3 separate regions of the Homo sapiens genome follow, and regions 2 and 3 are each linked to region 1. A link is an interaction called in ENCODE POLR2A ChIA-PET data of the cell type or tissue named here. Cell type or tissue: Panc1. All regions are shown on one strand. Region 1 holds the start of LOC112268077 (a long non-coding RNA gene). Region 2 overlaps FOLR1 (folate receptor alpha). Region 3 has its middle 26 kb from the start of PHOX2A.

The links. ChIA-PET counts read pairs that join two places held together with the same protein. Peaks named below come from ENCODE experiments on the same cell type or tissue, not always from the same donor. Only the 100,000 strongest peaks of a DNase experiment are listed, where the experiment ranks them.
Region 2: POLR2A ChIA-PET joins it to region 1 with 15 read pairs; 2 of 35 experiments call an interaction of 5 or more read pairs at or near these places.
Region 3: POLR2A ChIA-PET joins it to region 1 with 10 read pairs; 3 of 35 experiments call an interaction of 5 or more read pairs at or near these places.

What each region holds. Positions count from the first base shown.
Region 1 is chr11:72,353,728-72,361,727 of GRCh38, reverse strand. CLPB (ClpB family mitochondrial disaggregase) reads left to right here. Exons shown (of 16, transcript NM_001258392.3): 5 at 2,720-2,848. It overlaps LOC112268077 (a long non-coding RNA gene), which reads right to left and starts at 7,212. Exons shown (of 3, transcript XR_007062768.1): 1 at 7,034-7,212; 2 at 6,353-6,577. In Panc1, CTCF peaks have their summits at 7,468 and 7,679; no DNase peak of the experiment used is centred here.
Region 2 is chr11:72,194,147-72,202,146 of GRCh38, reverse strand. FOLR1 (folate receptor alpha) reads right to left here. Exons shown (of 4, transcript NM_016729.3): 2 at 6,688-6,876; 3 at 6,400-6,535; 4 at 5,848-6,250. The coding sequence ends at 5,970. FOLR1-AS1 (FOLR1 antisense RNA 1) reads left to right here. Exons shown (of 3, transcript NR_199595.1): 2 at 3,411-3,634. Among named protein-coding and RNA genes, the nearest start is that of FOLR1, 6.0 kb to the right of the region's middle. In Panc1, no CTCF peak of the experiment used is centred here; no DNase peak of the experiment used is centred here.
Region 3 is chr11:72,266,352-72,274,351 of GRCh38, reverse strand. No RefSeq gene overlaps it. Among named protein-coding and RNA genes, the nearest start is that of PHOX2A, 26 kb to the right of the region's middle. In Panc1, no CTCF peak of the experiment used is centred here; no DNase peak of the experiment used is centred here; H3K27me3 peaks cover 562 bases.

The DNA of each region.
Region 1 (8,000 bases):
CACCTTTCCTGCTTTCTTGAGCCAACTATCACTTTTCGTCAGGTTCATCATTATATCCAGCAGTTAATGTCCTATGTGGCAGTTCAGTGATGCCCTTAGGGGCTTTTGAGGTGCTGTACTCTGAATTCCTTTTTCAGCTTTTCATTGTCCTGTTCTTTTCCCTGCCTGCCTGGCCAGTGCTTGATTGTAATCAATCTGCTTGGTTCTGTAGCATCCTCCCTGGCCTTCTTATTTCCTTCTCCTAATCTGCAGTGGGCTGGAAATAAGATCACCTAGCATGATTTGATAAGACTGTAACTAAGGGCTAGTAATCTCTGATTGAGGTCCTAAACGGCTCTCTTATGGGAAAAGTGTAGATGCCATTGCACATGGGACTTGTATGTTAGAGGCCTTTTAACTTCCTGTTCTTCCTGCTCCAGGAAAGGTCAGATAACACTCCTGGGGCAGGAGCAGGGGGTTCATCAGTCTGGAGAGGCCATGTCAGGAGTAGAAGGCTCATTGACCATTGATTCTATAAACCACAAGAAACTAAGAAACTGTTGTCTGTTCTCCAGCTGCACACTCCACCAACTTTATTTTGGCCAAACATTTGAAATGCTTCCATCCACATTAGGTTATCTGAGTGCTAGCTACAAACCTCAGGCCATTTTCTGTTAAGGGCAAATTCTGCAGAGAGTGAGTTTGCACCTTCACCCAAACAGGAAAACAGGATGGAATAAGAGCCAAGGCTGGGACCAGGACATCTGGGCTCTACTTCTTTCTTGGTGTCTGATTTCCTCATTTGGAAATTGAGGGTGACATTATGATATGTGAGAAACAGTGGGGACAATCACTTATTAGCTATGTGACCTCTGAGCCTCAGTTTCCTCATCTATAAAATGGGAATAATAATTACCTACTATGTAAGGTAATTATGAGAATTAAGTAAGATTGTGTGAAGTGACCATGTCAGGCATAGTATAGAAGGTCAGTAAGTGAAATCTATTAGTATGGCTGGGCGCGGTGGCTCACGCCTGTAATCCCAGCACTTTGGGAGGCTGAGGCGGGTGGATCACCTGAGGTCGGGAGTTTGAGACCAGCCTGGCCAACATGGTGAAACCCCATCTCTACTAAAAATACAAAAATTAGCCGGCTGTGGTGGCGGGCACCTGTAATCCCAGCTACTCGGGAGGCTAAGGCAGAGAAACGCTTGAACCGAGGTAGAGGCTGCATTGAGCCAGATCGCGCCACTGCCCTCCAGCCTGGGTGACAGATCAAAACTCCATTTCCAAAAAAAAAAAATCTATTAGTATTTGGAAGAGGCATGGCAGTCTTCTGGCTTTTGGAACTTTATATAGGACATTTAGTATTGCATAGACTCCATTCCAAGACCACTTGAAAAAGAATGGTTTAGGAATTGTCTGGTGCTTTTGACTACATAGGTAAGATCGCCTCTTGACTGAGTGTACCCCTTTATCCAGTGAGAGGTAAGAGGAACCTGTCCTCTGCAGATCCTGTGCTGTGGACTCAGGGAGGAGTATAGGTAGTCAGGACCCAAATTCTACCCCTACAAACTCAGCTCAGGAGGGAATGTAAGACAGTTGCCTGGATAACTTTCACATGGGGGCTAGAAAGAAGCTCCATTGCCTGAGCAGGGGAGAGAGTGCTCTGAGGGGTCTCATTTCCCAAGGGAGGGCCCCAGAGGTGGGGTAACATTCTAATTTATTGTCCAAACTGGAACTGTCTATAACAGCAGAAGAAAACCAGGACCACCCTGGGTAAACAGGGTGTGTGGAGTCACCCAACCCAGAGAGTCCTGGAAAAATGATGGACTGGTTTTATGTTATTTTATATCAAATCAGAGTGAGAAAATCACAAATATTAGCACTAGAGTGAGCCTGGGGGATTTTGGTTCTTTGACCACATGAAATGCTTGTTCTTCTTTCAAAAAATGTTTACAGGTAATAAGGGTAAAAATGCAGATTACAAAATTGCATTTACAGTAAATTCCAATTTTATAGGGGATACACACACACATGAAATTTGGAAGAACATATATCAAAATCTGACACATAGTTTCTCAAGTCACTGAGATATTGGTTCCTTTTCTTTGTTGTACTTTTCTGTGATTTTAAAAATTTAATTGCTTTTATAAATTTTTTAAGCTTTAAAAAATTAAAACCACTTACTTACTAGAATGTAAACATTTTCAGAGCAGAGAGGTATATTAATCTGCTAAAACAGCCTCTGTCTCCTGCCCCACTCTTTCCTTATCCTACCCCAACCTGCTTTCTTTACCTGCATAACTTCTCTTCATCCTTTAAGACTCCTGTCTTCTGGGATCCTCTCTTCATGCCCAAGTTGAGCTAAACTCTCTTCTGGCGTTCTGGTATATTCTCCTATTATACCTCTAACAGAGCATTTATCTCAAACAGTTCTATAAACATCTGGTTATTGTCTGCCTCCCTTGTCAGTTAGGTCAGGGACCTTATCTGATCTATTTCATGTCCCCAGGATGAATCCTAACACATAACAGATGTCAGTAAACATTGTGGAACTAACTGGCCTCTGTTTTGCCTCTTCTTACCCAGCACAGATGGCCAGGAACATAGTAGGTGCCATTTTATGCTTAGTAAGTAGGTAGATGAGTGAGTGAATTAAAATGCCACTAGAAAACAGGTGAGATTGGTGGCTCATGCTGTCGTTGCTAATGGAAGGGTTTGTGTTGCTGTCTCCCCAGTCCTGATCACCCGAGAGGATGACTTCAACAACAGGCTGAACAACCGCGCCAGTTTCAAGGGCTGCACGGCCTTGCACTATGCTGTTCTTGCTGATGACTACCGCACTGTCAAGGAGCTGCTTGATGGAGGTGAGAGCAGAGGTGGAGGAGGGGTGGGGTGGGGGAAGTGGAAGAGGGGTGGGGTGGGGGGGGTGGAGGAGGGGTGGGATGGGGCTTGGCAGGGGGAGAGAGTACTTGGCAGCCTCACTATTCTGGAAATAACATACTTCCCCAGAGCCCTGTTATCCTCCTAGAGCTAGAGATGCCTCGAGAGCAGCTTTGCCTGCTGACAGTGGCAGTGCACACATGTGGTTTGCCCTCCTGTGGCTGATGTGTGTTCTCTGCCTATATGTGGTGTGATACACCATGTCATCCTGCCTGTCTGTGTATGCTGTGAGAGTTTTCTGGACTCTTGCTATCCCTAAAAGTGTTCTCTCTTCTCCCCCGTGACCTCCAAAGCAGAGCTAATGAAACAAAGGACACAGGCTCTTTAAATCCCTCCTAACCCAGGTCACAAAGACATCCTCTTTGGTCCCACCCCCGTCTCAGGCCCCTTTCATTACTCTGGGTCATGGCACCCTATTCTTTTCCGTCATTACACTTGTCACAACCTGAAATTGTTTTTATTTGTTCAATAGCCTTCTCCCTAACTTGTCTCTGAGCTTCTAAAAGGCAAGAACCATGGCTGACTGGTTCAAGTGTCCCCAGCATCTACTATAGTACTTGGCACTTAGTAAGCACTCAATAAATCAATGAATAATGAATACCCTCCCTTTGGAGAACATCAGTTAATTGGAGAGACAAAACATGCCATCCCCAGACTCAGGCTGGGCAAGTCCTGTCCAAGTCTGGTAGTGCTACCTGCCAGACACATCCCAGTCACTTTCTTTCCCACTTCCCCATATCCCACTCCTGCCTCTCCTTGGGAGAGTGTGGGAAGCATCTGGCCAGGATGTGTGGAGCACAGACCCCTGAGTGAGTACATGGCACATGACTGCCTGTTCATGCCTCCTCTGGTGCTTTTTGAGGGCCAGGGATCCTCTCTTGGGGCTAGACCCCAGGGTCTTCCTTGTTGGGATCATTCTTCATAGAACCTGAGCACTGGAAAGGTCCTCAAAGGTCTCTGGGCCACTCTGATGATTGCCTGCCTCTCTTCCAGCAGAACCCTCTCCAACAGCTGGCTAGCTGACATTTTTCAGAGACAGAAGGAACCTCCTTCTTCCCCAGGGAGACTGGTTGAAACCTTTTTTTTTTTTTTTTTTTTTTTTTCTGGGACACGGAGTTTTGCTTTTGTTGCCCAGGCTGGAGTGCAATGGCACAATCTTGGCTTACCGTGACCTCTGCCTCCCGGGTTCAAGCAATTCTCCTACCTCAGCCTCCCGAGTAGCTGGGATTACAGGCATGTTCCACCACATCTGGCTAATATTGTATTTTTAGTAGAGACAGGGTTTCTCCATGTTGGTCAGGCTGGTCTCGAACTCTCAACCTCAGGTGATCCACCCGCCTCAGCCTCCCTAAGTGCTGGGCCACTGCGCCCGGCATGGTTGAAACATCTTTTTAATGAGCTGTGGTCTTCTCTATAACTTATGCCAACTGTCTTTTGCTACCTAGTCACTTTTCCAAATACCAGTCTTCAAAGAAAGTTCTTTCAGTCCCAGAGCCTTTGCCTCCACAGGCCCAGCATCCCCAGATCATCTTCTCATTGGCCTCTGGGAACTTCCCAGGAACACGCACGTAATCTTGCCACTTTCTGTCAGCCACAGCCATGCTAGCTTAAAACCCAGGCCTGGCCTGTATCCCCAAGCCTACAAGGGACCTGCCCCAGAGCAGCCAGAATATGCTTTGTTCTAGGGCACAGCCACTGAAGGGCAGGACTACTTGTGGATGTGGCAGCAGTTCTTGGGATGACTGATGCTTCTGGAGCGAGAACTTGCTGTTCTCAGAAGCAGAGACTTAGAAAACATCCCCAAGCAGAAAGCTTCTTCCTTTGTCCGTTGGAAAACTCTGTGGCAAGACATTTGTAGCTAAGAATTGGAGTGTTCACCAAGGACATTATCTCTGCCGTGCCTTAAAATCAATCAATACTCCCAGCTATTGTCCAGTAGTTTACATTCTCTGCTTCCCCCAACCCCCAGACAAGAGAATTCACTTTATAAGGAGCCCCTCTTCCTAGCCTTCTAGATCGAACACCTTTGAAATGAAAAGACGAGGGCCTTTTATGAAACTCCCTCTATCCTCACCCCCAGGCCAAGGCTGGCCCTTTGAGCCGTTCCAGGGGCATGGTTCCTGCCTGTTGACTTGGAACAGATGCCCTTAGCCCCCACCTTTACATTTCTCCCACCTGCCTTTTTAGCCAGCATACATTTACACCCCTTGCCCTAGCCTCCCAGCCTCAAGGGCCAAAACCATTAACCCACTATTTCTCCCTCCCAACCCTGAACAAGTTGCCGTCACTCAGGGCCTGCAGGCTGCCAACTTCTGACCTCCCTTCCCCCTTGACCTCCCTTGGTCTGCCTGTGTGTGTGACCAGCCAACCGAGAGGCAGGATCCTGCTCTATCATTCTAGGGGCTGTTGCCAGTAATATTTCCAGAGTCTTTTGACCTCAGCTGACCCTCTCCAAAGGGTTTCAGGAAAGGCAAGGGAGCCTACCTTCCTGCCCATCTGGCTGGCTTTTTTTTTTTTTTTTAATTGAGACAGATTTTCGCTCTTATTGCCCAGGCTGGAGTGCAATGGCGCGATCTCGGCTTGCCACAACCTCCGCCTTCAAGCGATTCTCCTACCTTCAGCCTCCCAAGTAGCTAGGATCACAGGCGTGTGCCACCACACCCAGCTAAATTTGTATTTTTTTTAGTAGAGGTAGGGTTTCTCCATGTTGGTCAGGCTAGTCTCAAACTCCCGATCTCAGGTGATCCGCCCGCCTCGGCCTCCCAAAGTGCTGGGATTACAGGCATGAGCTACCGCGCCCAGCCCCATCCGGTTTTCTTAGGCTGTACTTGCCACCAGCTTTGCTGCAGTAACTAAAGGGAGATTCTGTGAGATCCAAAGCAGGCCTAAATACAGAGGCCAGCCTGTGCTCACAGGGCCCACACAGAACAGTTTCCTTGAAATTACTTAGTCCTCAGGGATTTAGGGTCCCCAGACCTTAGAGGGTTAGAGCTAGAAAAGTCAGCTGCTCTTGCTGTCTGACCAAAAGTCCCCATTTGAGCTGGGAGGAGATTCAGACAGAAGCATCAGGCTGATAATGTGGAAAGCTCTCTGGCCCATTAGGAGGTGGCATGGAGTAATAGAAAGGGAACCTCAGGCTTCAGAATCAGGCCAACCTAGGTTTGAATCCCAGTTTACCCACCTATTAGCTGTGTTGCCTTGGGCATGTTTCCTTAATTCTCTAAGCCTCAGTTTTCGTACATCTAAAATAACACCTGTTTCACAAGGATAGCATGAGGATTGGTGGTATTTTTTATGAAAGCCCCTGGCAGGCACATGGTAGGTTCCCTGTTATAAGTACTTATCATTGTGACATGTATAAAGAAATCAAACTCTCATTCTGGCAGCTGTAATTCCATTCCTCCCCAATATAGAACCTTTACTCCTACCTTAAGGCCTCTTAATTCTGTCTTTACCTACGATATTCCCATCCTGCCTAAAGTGCCATCATGTTCCCTGTTTTCTTATCTGAATCCTCAGACTCTTCAAGGCCTCTCTCTCTTAAGAAGCCTTTCTTCGTCGTCTGGTCTACTCCGATACTTCCTCCTCCAAACTTGTACAGCATTGTACAGCTTAGCACAGACTGCTTAACGTCGTCTCATTTTCGGGAGACCCTGTAGCATAGTGAAAAAGAAACAAGCTTTGAAGTCAGACCTGGGTTTAAATCTCAGCCTTGTCAAGTGACCCTGGGCAAGCCACTTGCCATCTCTGAGACCATGGGCCTCAGGGAATCCTAAGACAGATCAGGCAAACTGTCACTGACCCTGAGAGGCTCTCACACTGTCAGAGGAGATAGATGTGGAAACAGACCATGATAATGGGGTAGGTGCTCTGGCAGGCGCCTGGACAAGGGGCTCTGGGGACGAACAGGGGGAAATGATGTCTTCTGCCTGGTGATCAGAGAGGTAGAATCAGTTACAGAAGGCTTCCCAGAGGAGGGGGTGCTTAGGCCTTATCAGGAAGGATGATGGGAGTTTGCCAGAGTTCTCCAGAAGGGTTTTGAATTAACTAGTGCCAGTCTTCTACTCCCAACCGCCACAGAAAAGTACAGAGACCCTCATGTTTTTTACCTTGGAAGATGCTGCTTTTGCCTGTGTTGATGGCTTATCAGCAGGAAGGCTCTGCTTCAGCACTTGAATGCAGGTGTGGTGGGAGGGAGGGAGGAAGGTGGGGAAGAGGCAGTAGGACTAGAAAGAGGAGTGATCAGGGAAGGTGGCTGGAGCCTCATACTTCAAGTGCCTGAAGATGACTCATCTTGATATTTCCAGGACTGTTAAGTTGCTTTGGCAACCAGGTCCTCTCAGGGATGTGATCCCACCGGCAGATCCATCTTCCTAAAACATATCTCTAATCATGGCCGTTTTTCTTGACCAAGGTTCCTCCAGAGAATTGAGCCCTCATTCTCCAAGGCATCCATCGTACACAGGAATTAACTTCTCTCCCAGGAATCTAAAATGGTACTAGCTATATATATATATATATATATACACACACACACATCTTTGGAAGCATTGAGAAAATCACTAGTCAATTTTTTTTTGTATGTGCTTCAAAGGAGAACCCCCAGCTAAGAGAGGTTGCAAGGGAAGAGCATGAATATTGGAGTCAGGATCTTGGTACCAGCCCTGCCATTTAATAGCTATGTGATCCAGGGCAAATTACTGACTGTTCTGAAGTTCTTTCTCCTCATCTGGAAATGGGGGTGGCGCCACCTACCTCCTAAGGATTTGTAAGGATTAGGACATATGTACTTCTCCAGAGTAGGTACTTTATATATAGTCTCTGTTATTATTAACTTCAGAAACACTCAGTGCTCACTCGTTTAAAAAAAAATTCTAACCATACTAATGCTTTTAACTGGTTTTAGAGTTGTTCTAGTCTGACCCTCACCTACCTTTTCCCCTACTGGAGCCCTAATACTCCAGCTACACTGTGTTCCCACCTTGGTGCCTTTATTCTCGCAGTTTGTTCGGCCTCTCTGTCCCCTTTAAGACCATTTTGCATGCTGGTGGAGTTCCTTTTACCAGTCAGTCACCA
Region 2 (8,000 bases), 160 kb after region 1:
ACGTCTGTAATCCCAGCACTTTGGGAGGCCGAGACAGGTGTATCACCTGAGGTCAGGAGTTCAAGACCAGTCTGACCAACATGGCGAAACCCTGTATCTACTAAAAAATACAAAAATTAGCCAGGCATGGTGGTGTGTGCCTGTACTCCCAGATACTTGGGAGGCTGAGGCAGGAGAATCGCTTGAATCCAGGAAGCAGAGGTTACAGTGAGCCAAGATCACGCCATTACGCTCCAGCCTGGGCAACAAGACCAAAATTCCGTCTCAAAAAATATATATACATACATACATATGTATACTTATACGTATGTATGTATGTATACATACATATGTATACTTATACGTATGTATGTATGTATACATACATATGTATACGTGTACATACGTATACGTGTATACGTGTATACGTGTACACGTGTACATACGTATACGTGTATACGTGTATACGTGTACACGTGTACATACGTATACGTGTATACGTGTATACGTGTATACGTATACGTGTATACGTGTACATACGTATACGTGTATACGTGTATACGTGTATACGTATACATACGTATACGTGTATACGTATACATACGTGTATACGTGTATACGTATGTATACGTGTATACGTGTATACGTGTACATACGTATACGTGTATACGTGTACATACGTATACGTGTATACGTGTACATACGTATACGTGTATACGTGTACATACGTATACGTGTATACGTGTACATACGTATACGTGTATACGTGTACATACGTATACGTGTATACGTGTACATACGTATACGTGTATACGTCTGTATACGTGTATACGTGTATACGTGTACATACGTATACGTGTATACGTGTACATACGTATACGTGTATACGTGTACATACGTATACGTGTATACGTGTACATACGTATACGTGTATACGTGTACATACGTATACGTGTATACGTGTACATACGTATACGTGTATACGTGTATACGTGTATACGTATATATAGGTTATTGCCAGCTTGGGACTATTATGTATAATGATACCTAATATTATGAATATTCATAATTAAGTTTTGTTATGTTGATTTTCATTTCTCCTGAGTAGATACCTGGAAGTGGAATTTTGAGTTGTATGGTAGTTTTACATTTAACTTTTTGAGAAACTGCCACACTGTTTTCCAAAGGGCTGTACCATTTTACATCCCCACCAGCACTGTGTGAGGGTTCACATCCTTGCCAACATTTGTTATTGTCTATCTTATTATTATTGCCATTCTAATAGGTATAAAATGGTATATTACTGGGGTTTTAATTTGCACTTTTCTAATGATTAATAATGTTGAGTATCTTTTCACGTAACTACTCATAATTTGTGTATCTTCTTTTTTTTTTTTTCTGAGACACAGTCTCGCTCTGTCACCCAGGCTGGAGTGCAGTGGCATGATCTCAGCTCACTGCAATCTCCACCTCCCAGTTTCAAGCAATTCTCCTGTCTCAGCCTCCCGAGTTGCTGAGATTACAGGCATGTGTCACCGCACCTGGCTAATTTTTGTATTTTTAGTAGAGACAGGGTTTTGCCATGTTAGCCAGGCTGGTCTTTACTCCTGGCCTTAAGTGATCCGGCCGCCTCAGCCTCCCAACGTGCTGGGATTACAGACATGAACTACCGCACTCGACCTATGTATCTTCTTTAATGAAGTTTGTTCATTTCTTTTGCCCATTATTTGATTGGGTCAACTGCCTTATAATTACTGAGTTGTAAGTGTTCTTTGTATATTATGAATACAGATGCTTTATCAGATGTGTTTTGTAAATATTTCCTCCAGTCTGTTGCTTGTCTTTTAATTTTCTTAAGGCTGTCTTTTAAAGGGCAAGAGTTTTGAATTTTAAGTCCAATTTATCAATTTTTGCATTCATCACCTATGCTTTTGGTCCAAAAAAGAAGTGGGCCAGGCTTGGTGGTTCACGGCTGCAACCCCAGCACTTTGGGAGACCGAAGTGGGTGAATCACTTGAGCCCAGGAGTTCCAGACCAGCCTGGCCAACATGGAGAAACCCTGTCTCTACTAAAAATACAAAAATTAGCTGGGTGTGGTGGCGCATGCTTGTAGTCCCAGCTACTCAGGAGGCTGAGGCAGTAGAAGCCGGGAGGCAGACATTGCAGTGAGCTGAGATCACACCACTGCATTCCAGCCTGGACAAGAGAGAGACTCCGTCTCAAAACAAAAACCAACACACACACACACACACACACACACACACACACACACACACACACAAAATAAATAAGTAAAAGAAATAGGTCGGGCATAGTGGCTCATGCCTGTCATCCCAGCACCTTGGGAGGCCAAGTCAGGTGGATTGCTTGAGGCCAGGAGTTTGAGACCAGCCTGACCAAATGGTGAAACCCCGTATCTACTAAAAATTATGAAAATTAGCTGGGCATGGTGGCACATGCCTATAATCCCAGCTTCTTGGAGGCTGAGGCATGAGAATTGCTTGAACCCAGGAAGCAGAGGTTTCAGTGACACGAGATTGTGCCACCGCACTCCAGCCTTGGTGACAGAGTAAGACTCCATCTCAAAAAAAGAAAAAAAAGTTGGTTTTAGATGGTACTTATCTTTAATTCCACTAATCCAAATATATCTGTAAACTAATCATATTTGTAAATGGTGTCACTGATCCTGTAGAGAACATGATGCAACAATTGACCTTGTTTACAAGACTACCCAGGGCGGTCAGCAGTGGATTGCTCCACTTTTCGGGTTGATGTAGTTTTTCTGGTTTTTTCTGTGTGTGTGTAGTTTTTCTTTTTTTTTTCTTTTTTTTTTTTTTTGAGACGGAGTCTCACTCCATTGCCCATCGCCCAGGCTGGAGTGCAATAGCAGGATCTCGGCTCACTGCAACATCCACCTCCCGGGTTCAAGCAATTCTCATGCCTCACCTTCCCAACAAGCTGGGGTTTACAGGCATGTGCCATCACGTCTGGCTGATTTTTTTGTATTTTTAGTAGAGACGGAGTTTCACCATGTTGGCCAGGCTGGTCTTGAACTCTTGCCCTCAAGTGATCCGCCTGCCTCGACCTCCCAAAGTGCTGGGGTTACAGGCATAAGCCACCATGCCCGGCCTGGGTTGATGTAGTTATTTGCATAGGTTTAAAGAGTTGATCCTCCTTCTTACTAGGATCTAACCAAAAAATTAAATTTGTAACTATGACCGTGCATGAAATAGAAACTGACCAGAAAACAACGAGGTCTGTTGCAAACCTTGTGATTCTCCTGTCCTTCCAAGTACATGATAAGATCATGTTTTCCTGGCCTTCTTGAATTTAGGCATGCTCATGACTTGATTTGGCCAATGATATAAGTGACAGGTGGAAATTTGAAGAGCCTTATGGAATTCGCTAAGTTCCCTCTTCCTGTTTCATAGAAGATGGAGCCTCCATCAGCCTGGGCCTGGAATGAGAAGCAGAACCCCCTGGCTGCTAATGTAGTCCAGGAAAGAGAAATGAACAGAATCCCTCTGATAACCCACATTAAACATTGCAGCTTGAGCAAGAAATAAACATGATTTGTGGCCAGGCACAGTGGCTCACATCTGTAATCCCAGCATTTTGAGAGGATCACTTCAGTGCAAGTTCAAGACCAACCTGGGTAAGATAGTGAGAACCTCCCTGTCTTTACTATTGTATATATATAATACATATTTTATATGTGTATATATTAGCTGGATGTTGTGGCTCACAGCTGTAGTCCCAACTACTCAGGAGGCTGAGGCAGGAAGATCACTTGAGCCCAGGAATTTGAAGCTGCCGTGAGCTATAATCATGCCAGTACTCCAGCCTGGGTGACAGAGAGAGACTCTGTCTCTAAACGAAAGAAAACAAACAAAAAAAACCCAAAAAGGTGAGTTGTATGATGCCACAGAAATATTACGAATGTTACTGTAATATAACCTGGCTTAATACAAAGGTTACAAACTATATTTAATGGAGAACGCTGCCTTAAAACCCTTCAGGTTATTGGTTTGGAACCTGCTTAGGAGTCGAAGTTTGGGTTCCCATCCTAGCTCTGGCAGAGCAGCTTAGGCCCAGCTCCTCTGGTCAGCCATGGACCCATTATCCCTTCAAGACACACATATTTATTCACTCCATGATGGGAAAGAGCATGTCCTTTCTTTTTTTTTTTTTTTTTTTTTTGAGGCGGAGTTTCGCTCTGTTGCCCAGGCAGGAGTGCAATGGTGTGATCTCTGGTCACTGCAACTTCTGCCTCCTGGGTTCGAGAGATTCTCCTGCCTCAGCCTCCCGAGTAGCTGGGATTACAGGTGCACACCACCACGTCCGGCTAAGTTTTGTATTTTTAGTAGAGACAGGGTTTTGCCATGTTGGCTAGGCTAATCTCGAACTCCTGACCTCAGGTGATCCGCCCGACTTGGCCTCCCAAAGAGCTGGGATTATAGGTGTGAGCCACTGTGCCTGGCCAGGCAATGTTCTTTAATTTATGTGTCTGTTTCTACATATGGAAAATGCAGACAGTAGTATCTACATGTCATCGGTATAAACAGTTTAGGATAGTGCCTAGCAGAAAATGCTTTGTGGGTATTAGCTGTTAGTGCCATATGGCTCTTGCTGCCACCCTTACCCTCTTCCCAGCAACCCATCCAAAACATGCTGGGTACAGCCATTCCCACCTCTTCTTTTGGAGAGCTGAGCACAGCACAGGAATCAACCCTGGGAAGCTTATGTTCAGTTTAAATGATAAAATCCTGAGCTAGGCTGGGCATGGTGTCTCACACTTGTAATCCCAGCACTTTGGGAGGCTGAGGTGGGTGGTTCACCTGAGGTTAGGAGTTCCAGACCAGCTTGGCCAACATGGCGAAACCCCATCTCTAATAAAAATACAAAAATTAGCCAGGCATGGTGGCCCACACCTATAGTCCCAGGTACTCGGGAGGCTGAGGCAGAATTGCTTGAATGTGGGAGGCAGAGGTTGCAGTGAGCTGAGACTGCGCTGGGTGTGGTGGCTCACGGTTGTAATCCCAGTACTTTTGAAGTCTGAGATGAAAGGTTTGCTTCAGGCCAGGAGTTTGAGATCAGCCTGGACGACATACCAAGATCTCCTCTTTATAAAAAAATGTAACAATTAGCCAGGTGGGGCTGGGCGCAGTGGCTCACGCCTGTAATCCCAGCACTTTGGGAGGCCAAGGCAGGCGGATCACTTGAGGTCGGGAGTTCAAGACCAGCCTGACCAACATGGAGAAACCCTGTCTCTACTAAAAATACAAAATCAGCCGGGCATGGTGGTGCATGCCTATAATCCCAGCTACTCTGGAGGCTGAGGCAAGAGAATCACTTGAACTTGGGAGGAGGAGGTTGCAGTGGGCCAAGATCATGCCATTGCACTCCAGCCTGGGCAACAAGAGCGAAACTCCATCTCAAAAAAAAAAAAAAAATTAGCCAGGTGTGGTGGCACATGGTTGCAGTCTCAAGTTGAGAGGCTGAGGTGGGAGGATCACTTGAGCCCAGGAGGCAGATGTTACAGTGAATCAAGGTCATGCCACTGCACTCCAGCCTGGTGACAGAGTGAGATCCTGTCTCAAAACAAACAAAATATTCCTGGGTGAGACCCTGTCTCAAAACAAACAAATGAAAAATTCCTGGGCTTGGCTCTAGATTGGAGCAATAGTAAAAAATGAAATTGAGAGCTACGAATGTCTCCTAAGTTAGAAAAATAGTTAAGTATCAGGCTAGTTTATAGCAACTGTCAGAGCTAGGAATTGGCCCAGTCTCACTGGTTTCAATCAATGGGAATTGGAAAACAAAACAGTCACGTTCCCATTCATATCCAAATAATTCTCAAGACACATGTGCGGTGTCTGGTTTATTCAAAGTGGCTGTCAGAGGCCCGACCATGGAGCAGGAACCAAATAGTTGGGAGCTGTGGGGCTGAACAGGGCAGGGATTTCCAGGTATCAGAAGGTAAAAGGAGGTCAGCTGAGCAGCCACAGCAGCATTAGGGCCAGGCTAAGCAGGAAAGGCCAGGCTGCCCAGGGCCCAGCCCCACTCATGGCTGCAGCATAGAACCTCGCCACCTCCTCATTGGGGTTGCCCTGGGCTGGGTCGAACCACATCTGGATGCAGCGGCCACTCCCTCGGCTGTAGTTGCTGACCTTGTAGGAGTGAGTCCAGATTTCATTGCACAGAACAGTGGGTGTGGGGAAGTAGAAATGGAAAGGTTGGCAGGCAGCTCCCACTGCGCACTTGTTAAACCCTGTAGAGAGGAGGGAAGACCTTTAGCCACTGGGCCCGGAACTATCTTGAGGTCTGCCAGCCCTACAACTCCAAATTGTCACATACCTGTTCCACACCCACACACCTCCACTTCCAAATCCCTCCATTCCTGCCCACCCCAGCCCTCACCTGAAGTCCAGTTCCAGCCCTTGTGCCAGTTGCTCTTGCAGGTGTAGGAGGTGCGACAATCTTCCCACCATTGCTCACAGTCCTCTTTGCACAGGGGCACGTTCAGTACCCGCTCTTTGCGCCAGCTCTGATCCACCTGGGTGATTTTGATACAAAAGAAGGGCTCAGGTTCAAGAATCCCAGCAACTCAGCCCCGAATAGAACTGGAGCTGGGGTTGCAGCCTGCAGAGATGCCTGGAAAGCTCAGCTGCTCCGCTAGGTCTTGTACCTGCAGGAAGCCATGCATACCTGCTGGATCCAGGGCCCCAAGTTGGGGGAGCACTCGTAGAGGCAGGTGTCCTGGATGAAATGCCGTTTGCAGGCAGGTGCCATCTCTCCACAGTGGTTCCAGTTGAATCTATATAGGTAGGAAACATCCTTATGGGCTTCCTGGCTGGTGTTGGTAGAACAGCAGGCATTCTTCCTCCAGGGTCGACACTGGATGGGGGAAGACAGAGGACTCAGTCCACAGCCAGCACAGCCAGCACAGCCAGAATATTCCACATGCAGTGTCTCCCCTCTTAGTCCTTGATTCCCCAGCCCACTGGAAGTCACCCAGGAAAATACTTGCTATTGGGACCTCTTTAGGGGAGAGGGCCGTCAGAGACAGTGGGAGCCCAAAAGGGAGCTCCTGCTGGAGTTGCAGTCATTACAAAATTTGTTAATTCAACCTTTATTGAGATCCTACTTACTCTCACCCAGGTACTTTTGTAGAAACTGGGGTTACAACAATGAACACATCACCTGATTTTTGCTTTGGACAAAAATTAAGCAGAGACGGATGGGGACTTGTAGTGTAATAGTGCGGTCAGATTAAGCCTCACTGAGGTGTCAAAGATTTGAAGGTAAAAAAGCAATTTAAATTGTAACCCCAGGCTGGGTGCAGTGGCTTACTTGTGTAATCCCAGCACTTTGGGAGGCCAAGGCAGGTGGATCACCTGAGATCAAGAGTTTGAGACCAGCCTGGCCAACATGGTGAAACCCCGTCTCTACTAAAAATATAAAAATTAGGCCGGGTGCGGTGGCTCACGCCTGTAATCCCAGCATTTTGGGAGGCCGAGGCGGGTGGATCACGAGGCTAAGAGATCAAGACCATCCTGGCCAACATGGTGAAACCCCGTCTCTACTAAAAATACAAAAAATTAGCCGGGCGTGGTGGCTGGCACCTGTAGTCCCAGCTACTTGGGAGGCTGAGGCAGGAGAATGGTGTGAACCCGGCAGGTGGAGCTTGCAGTGAGCCGAGATCATGCCACTGCACTCCAGCCTGGGCGACAGAGCAAGACTCCATCTCAAAAAATAAACAAACAAAAAACTAGCCAAGTGTGGTGGCGGACACCTGTAATCCCAGCTACTTGGGAAGTGTTTTGTCCCTGACTAGCTGCCTCACCCATTATCTGTTTGTGGAATTTGTGATACAAAAAAACAATGTATAGCCAATCAATTGTGGATGTTATTTTATTATAAGTTATTGAGAAACAACTTAGGAACTAATCTTTTTCCTTAAAAACTAACTTGTGATGGCTGCAAAATTCAGGACAACTTGAAACTATGCTCCTGTGTGC
Region 3 (8,000 bases), 87 kb after region 1:
ATGGTGAAACCCTGTCTCTACTAAATACAAAAAAAAAAAAAAAAATAGCTGGGAGTGGTGGCGTGTGCCTGTAATCCCAGCTACTTGGGAGGCTGAGACAGGAGAATCGCTTGTACCCAGGAGACAGAGATTGCAGTGAGCCAAGATTGTGCCATTGCACTCCAGCCTGGGCAAGAGCGAAACTCCATCTCAAAAAAAAAGAAAAAGAAAGTGAAAAGACAACCTATAGAATGGGAGAAAATCTTTGAAACTCAGATTTGATAAGAGTCTAGTATACAGAGTATATAAAGAACTCTTAAAACACAACCATAAAAAGCAAATTAACCCAATTTTAAAACAGGCAAAGGATCTAAATAGACATTTATCCAAAGAAGATACATAAAAGGTTAAAAAGCACATGAAAGATGTTCGGTGTCATTAGCTATCAGGGAAATGCAAATCAAATCCACTATACATACCCGCCAAAATGACTATAATAAAAAAGATAGGCAATAACAAGTGTTGGTGAGGATTTGGAGAAATTGAACTCTCATACACTACTGGTAGGAATGTAAAGTGAGGCAGCCACTTTGGAAAAGAGCCTAACAGTCACTCAAAAAGTTAAACATAGAGTTTCCATCTAACCCAGCAATTCTACTCCTAGCTTATACCTAAGAGACAGGAAAACATACAGCCACACAAAAACTTACACACAATGTACATAGCAACATTTTTCATAATAATTAAAAAGTGGAAACAACCCAAATGTTCATCAAACTGATGAATGGATGGATAAAATATGGTGTATCTATACATATACACAGAATATTATTCAGACATGAAAAGAATGAAGTATTGATTTACACTACAACATGAACCTTGAAATATGCAAAATGAAAGAATCCAGTTACAAAATACCACATAGTAGATGATTCTATTTATATGAAAATGTCCAGATAGGCAAATTCACAGAGACCGAAAGTAGATTAGTGGTTGCCAGGTAATGGGAAAGGGGAATCGAAATGACTGATAATGAACTTGGGGGTTTCTTTTTGGAGTGATGAAATGTTCTAGAATTACATAGTGGTGGTGGTTGCACAACTTTGTGCAATCCTTGTATTGTACACTTCAAAGGGTGAATTTTTTTTTTTTTCTTCTTGAAACAGAGTCTTGCTCTGTCACCCAGTCTGGAGTGCAGTGGCGTGATCTCAGCTCACTGCAAGCTCTGCCTGCCGGGTTCACGCCATTCTTCTGCCTCCGCCTCCCGAGTAGCTGGGACTACAGGCACCCACCACCACGCCCGGCTAATTTTTTGTATTTTTAGTAGAGACGGGGTTTCACCGTGTTAGCCAGGATGATCTGGATCTCCTGACCTCGTGATCCGCCCGCCTGGGCCTCCCAAAGTGCTGGGATTATAGGTGTGAGCCACAGCGCCTGGCCTTTTTTATTTTTATTTTTTTGAGACAGAGTCTCGCTGTGTTGCCCAGGCTGGAGTGCAGTGGTGCGATCTTGGCTCACTGTAACCTCTGCCTTCTGGGTTCAAGCAATTCTCCTGCCTCAACCTCCCGAGTAGCTGGGATTACAGGCAGGCGCCACCACAGCTTACTAATTTTTGTATTTTTAGTAGAGACAGGGTTTCACCATGTTGGCCAGGCTGGTCTGGAACTCCTGACTTCAAGTGATCCACCCGCCTCGGCCTCCCAAAGTGCTGGGATTACAGACATGAGCCACTGTGCCCCGCCTAAAGAGTGAATTTTATGATGTGAATTATATCTCAAAGTTTTATATCTCAAAAATTATGCCTCAGTTTTAAAAATAAGGAAATACATGCTTTCAAAAAAATGTTTTAATATATCAAAGTTAAATGTCAAGAGAATGAGAAAAGAAGTCACAGACTGGGAGAAAATATTTACAAAAGACATATGTGATACAGGAATATTCAAAATATATGCTTACAACTGAACAATAAGAAAACCAGATTAAACAACGGGCAAACTATCTGAAAAGACACATCACCAAAGAAGATATACAGATGACAAATAAGCATATGAAAAGATCCTCCACATCCTATGTCATTAGGGAATTGCAAATTAAAACAATGAGATACCACTATACTTTAGAATGGCTAAAATTCAAAACTCTGACCATACCAAATACTGGCAAGGAGGTGGAGCAATAGGAACTCTCATTCATTGCTGGAGGGAATGCAAAAGGATACAGTCACTTTGGAAGACAGCAGTTGTTTACAAAACCAAACATACTTTTACCATATGATCCTACAACTGAGCTCCTTTGTGTTTACTCAACTATGTTGACAACTTACGTACACCCAAAAACCTACACATGAATGTTTGTAGCAGCTTTATTCATAATTGTCAAAATTTGAAAGAAATTAAAATGTCCTTCAATAGGTAAGTGGATAAAGAAACTCTGGTACATCCAGACAGTGGAATATTATTTAATGCTAAAAAGAAATGAGCTATTAAGCCATAAAAACACATAGAGAAACTTTACATTCTTATCACTAAGTGAAAGAAGTCATTCTGAAAAGCCTATATACTGTATGATTCCAACTATATGGCATCATGGAAAAGACAGAACTATAGAGACAGTAAAAACAGAAGTGATTTCTAGGGACTTAAGTGGAGAGAGATCAATAGGTGGAGCACAGGGGATTTTTAGGGCAGTGAAATTATTCTGTATGATATTACAAGTGTGGGCATACGTTATTATACATTTGTCAAAATCTACAGAATGTAAATACAGTGAACTTTAACTATGGACTTTGGTCAATTATGATGTATGTGTCAATATTGGTGCATTGATTGTACCAAATATTCCAATCTGATGCTAATATCGATAATGAAGGCTTTGTTGGGGGGGGTTGGTACTAGGGCAGGAGAGGGGGGTATGGGAATGCTGTATACTTTCCACTCCGTTTTGCTGTGAACCTAAAGCTGCTCTAAAAAAATTGTCGATTAACTTTTAAAAGTTAAATGAACCACATTCTAATAGAGTTTCTTTTTAAAATGGGGGGGAGGGGAATAGAGCTGTATCCAAAAAGTTATGGCTCATATTTTAACAGGTTAAAGTTGAAAACTGTTTTAGGGTCTTCCTTCCTCTACCTGATTTCTGTAGCTTACCTGGACATACTCATACACACAATAGATGCTTACCGAGTGTTTGCAGGAAGAACAAATCAGTAAGACTCCACGGCATAATCTCATGATTTGGGTTTTTATCTTTGTTTCTTCCCATTGCAGTATCGCTTCATCCATTTAGCATTTCTTAGGCAATTAATTATATAAAATAAGTATAATTTCCTGATGACTAAAACATATCAGCTTAAAGTCCTTACAACATGACAATTTGTACCCCAGAGCAATCTAAGGGAGAGGCAGGCAGAAGCCACAATGTCTTACATGCCCTAAGCGTCAGAAGCAGAACACCACCATTCCCACCATATTGCATTCATTACAATAGAAGTCCCAAAAATGCAAGGGAAGGAGAATTAAGCTTCACTTTTTTGTTTTTGTTTTTTTCTAGACGGAGTTTTGCTCTTGTGCCCAGGCTGGAGTGCAGTGGCGTGATCTTGGCTCACTGCAATCTCCGTCTCCTGGGTTCAAGCGATTCTCCTGCCTCAGCCTCCCAAGTAGCTGGGATTACAGGCATGCACCTCCATGTCCAGCTAATTTCGTATTTTTAGTAGAGATGAGGTTTCTCCATGTTAGTCAGGCTGGTTTCAAACTCCTGACCTAGGTGTTCCACCCACCTCAGCCTCCCAAAGTGCTGGGATTACAGGCGTGAGCCACCGTGCCCAGCCTTTAAGCTTCACCTTTTAAAGGATATAGAGATAGCAGTATACATTAAAAATATGCATGCATATTTTAAAACCACCACACATGTCTAGACACATCAGACTCAAACTTCCAAAACTCAAAGATTAAGAGAATGTCTTGAAAACGAGAAAAGACATATTACATTGAGAAGAACAAAGCACACTTCTCACCAGAAATTATGCAAGCTAGAAGAGAATAGAAGGTCGTACTTTAAGTGCTAAAAAGAAAAAACTCATCAGAATACCATACCCAATGAAAATATTTCAAAAATGAAAGTGAAATACTTTTTCAGACAAACTGAAGGTGACAGAATTCATCAGACCTGCATTACAAGAAATGTTAAAGAAGTTCTTCAGGAAGATGGAATGTGATACCAGAGGGATGCTTGGATTTACATCAAGAAATGAAGACCTACTCCATAAATGGTTAAAAGGAAGCTCTAAGCCACCACCACCTGCCTGCAAGCCGACTGCTTTCCAATTTTGCTTGGAAGGATCACTTAGCTTTGGAAGCCTAGAGAGAGGGGTGAGCGCTCCAAACTTGTAAAGGCATCTTCATTTGGGTAGGGTCTCTTCTCCGTGACCCAAGGAACCCTTGTCAGGGTCATTATAAAACCTTCACAAAGGGCTTGAATTTTCTTTTTTCTTTTTTCTTTTTTTTTTGAGACAGTCTCTCTCTGTCAGCCAGGCAGGAGTGCAGTGGCACTATCTCGGCTCACTGCAACCTCTGTCTCCCAGGCTCAAGCAATTCTCCTGTCTCACCCTCCCGAGTAGCTGGGATTACAGGTGTGTGCCACCATGCTTGGCTAATGTTTGTATTTTTAGTAGAGATGGGGTTTCACCACGAAGTGAGTCAGGCTGGTCTTGAACTCCTGACCTCAGGTAATCCGCCCACCTTGGCCTCCCAAAGTGCTGGGATTACAGGCGTGAGCCACCGCGCCCAGCCTTGAATTTTCTTTGAATGATAGCACCACTGAAACTTCCCCTTCCAGGAAGCTTCCACCAAAGAATTAGAAGATTCTGTAACCGCAGTGTGCACTCCTAAGTGACAGTGTGCTTAACACTCCCCTTCTTATTGCAACACTCTCTCCCAACCCATTCCCACCACCCAAAGACCTATCAGAGCTTCTGTCATGTTAGTAGCTATGACACTGCTCCCTGGATACATCTAGATACATTTCACTGGTTCTGATGTGACAACCTGACCCACCAGAGCAAATCAGACTTCCCTCTCCTCCAGAAATTTTAAAACTAGAACAGAGAATACACCACAAATCTCTGTTTAGAGTGCCTAACTAGGATGTACAGGTCTGGAGCTGTCCATAACCAAGTTGTCTACTCCAAGGGTCAGAATAGTGGAGGAAACTTACCTGCTAGGGGAAAAAGAGCAGAGTCCAGTGGAGCAAAGTGCAGGCAGGAGCAGAGCTAAAGTATTATAATATTATAATATAAATATTATATTTATATTATAAATATTAAATATTATATTTATATTATATTTATAATATATTATATTTATATTATATTTATAATATATTATATTTATATTATAATATTTATAATATATTTATATTATAATATTTATAATATATTTATATTATAATATTTATAATATATTTATATTATAATATTTATAATATATTTATATTATAATATTTATAATATATTTATATTATAATATTTATAATATATTTATATTATAATATTTATAATATATTTATATTATAATATTTATAATATATTTATATTATAATATTTATAATATATTTATATTATAATATTTATAATATATTTATATTATAATATTTATAATATATATTATATTTATATTATAATAATTATAATATATTATATTTATATTATAATAATTATAATATATTATATTTATATTATAATAATTATAATATATTATATTTATATTTATATGATAATATTTAAATATAAATATTATATTTATATTATAATATTGAAATATAAATATTATATTTATATTATATTATTATATATTATATATAATACTTATATAAGTATTATTATATTATAAATATAATATAATAAAGTAAAATAATGCAGCAGCTTTGGAAGACAGTTAGTGGTTGTTTACAAAACTAAACATACTTTTTACTGTATGATCCTTCAGTTCTGCTCCTTGGTGTTTTACTCAAATATGTTGAAAACTTATGTCCACACAAAAACCTGTACATGAATGTTTATAGCAACATCAGAGAATACCATTGGTGTCTGGGTCCCTGGTCCCGGTTTTCCCTAAAACCTATCTGCTGTTAGGGCCTGCAAAACAACAGAGTATCCCTAAAATTAACTTTTCTTTTTCCTTTAGCTGGAATATCCCTTCAGGTACAGCTTCTGTTTCTTGAAACTAAAAGATTCTCAAGTTCCTCTCACTTCCTCACTGAGAATCTCACCTAACACCCATGTAATTATATATGTAGTCATCTGTCATTTATAGATGGGATCACTTTAAGAAAGCTTGATGTATTAAAATACAAGCGTCCAAACCTGAAAAACTAATGAGTAAGTATTCATTACCCCCAAATAATTATTTGTTCTACAAAAAGAATTTACTAAAGGGAATCTTTTAAACTGCAGTTTTCCCAGCGCTCTCAAGATATTGTTTCAAAACCAGCACGTCCATTACAATATGGTATGATGTAGCCAATAAAAGAGAACAAGATGAATCTGCATGTGCCAATAGTGAAATAGCCCCAGGAATATTATTAAAAGTCTTATCTAAGGCCAGGTGCTGGCTAATGCCTGTAATCCTAGCATTTTGGGAGGCCAAAGTGGGCGGATCACTTGAGCTCAGGAGTTCAAGACCAGCCTGGGCAACATAGGGAAGCCCCATCTCTACAAAAACACAAAAATTAGCTGGGCATGGTAGTGCACCTGTAGTGTCAGCTACTTGGGGGGCTAAGGCGGGAGGATCACTTGAACCCGGGAGGTCGAGGCTGTAGTGAGCTGAAACTGTGCCACTGTACTCCAGCCTGGGTGACAAAGTGAGACCCTGATTTTTAAAAAAATCTTATCTATATAGCTGTATAGCTTTATCCTTTTTGTGTATGTGCACACCTGCACAAACACATAGATACAGGGTGTGTTTTTTTTAATTTCTAGAAGAAATTAAACAAGAGTCAGGTGTAGTGGCTCATGCCTGTATTCACAGCAGTTTGGTAGGACCAGGCAGGCAGATCCCTTGTGCCCAGGAGTTTGAGATCAGCCAGGGCAACATGGTGAAAACCCGTCTCTACTAAAAATACAAAAATTAGCTGGGCGTGGTGGCTGGCGCCTGTTGTCCCAGCTACTCAGGAGGCTGAGGTGAGAGGATTGCTTAAGCCCAGGAGGTCGAGGCCACGGTGAGCTGTGATAGCACCACTGCACTCCAGCCTGGGTGACAGAGCAAACATCCTGTCTCAAAAACACAAAAAAGAAATTAAACAAGGAAATTGTGAACAAGGAAATGTTGAACAAGGAAATGTTCACAAATATTTCCTTTTGAGAGAGGGACTAGGGGAAGAAACAGGGAAGGAATACTTCTCACTTTTCATTTAAACTTTTTATTACTTTATTTCTTTTTAATCATCTGGCCAGTGCATGTAATTTAATTGGAGAGTATCTAGTCAGTGAAATTATAAGCTGTCTTTTCTAATACTCTTCCATACTCTTAAAAACGGAAAATATGAAAAATGATAGAGAAGTCAGGAGAACTAAGAAAGCTGCATACCCAATAACTACAGAGGGGATGTCAGAAAGAAAGAATCAAGTTCATAACACAGAACCCCAGAAGAGTTCAGGAATGCAAAGCACCAGGTGCTCTGAGAATGTGGGATGCAACATGGGGCTGAAAATAGGGGCAAGGATTGAACTTTTTTTTTTTATTTTTATTTTTTGAGACAAGGTCTCACTCTTTTGCCCAGCCTGGAGTGCAGTGGTGCAATCTCAGCTCACTGCAATCTCCGCCTCCTGGGTTCAAGAGATTCTCCTGCCTCACCCTCTGGAGTAGGCACATGCCACCACGCCCGGCTAATTTTTGTATTTTTGGTAGAGATGGGGTTTCACCATGTTGGCCAGGCTGGTCTCAAGCTCCTGGCCCCAAGTAAGTCACCTGCCTCGGCCTCCCAAAGTTCTGGGATTACAGGCGTGAGCCAGCACACCTGACCGGAACATT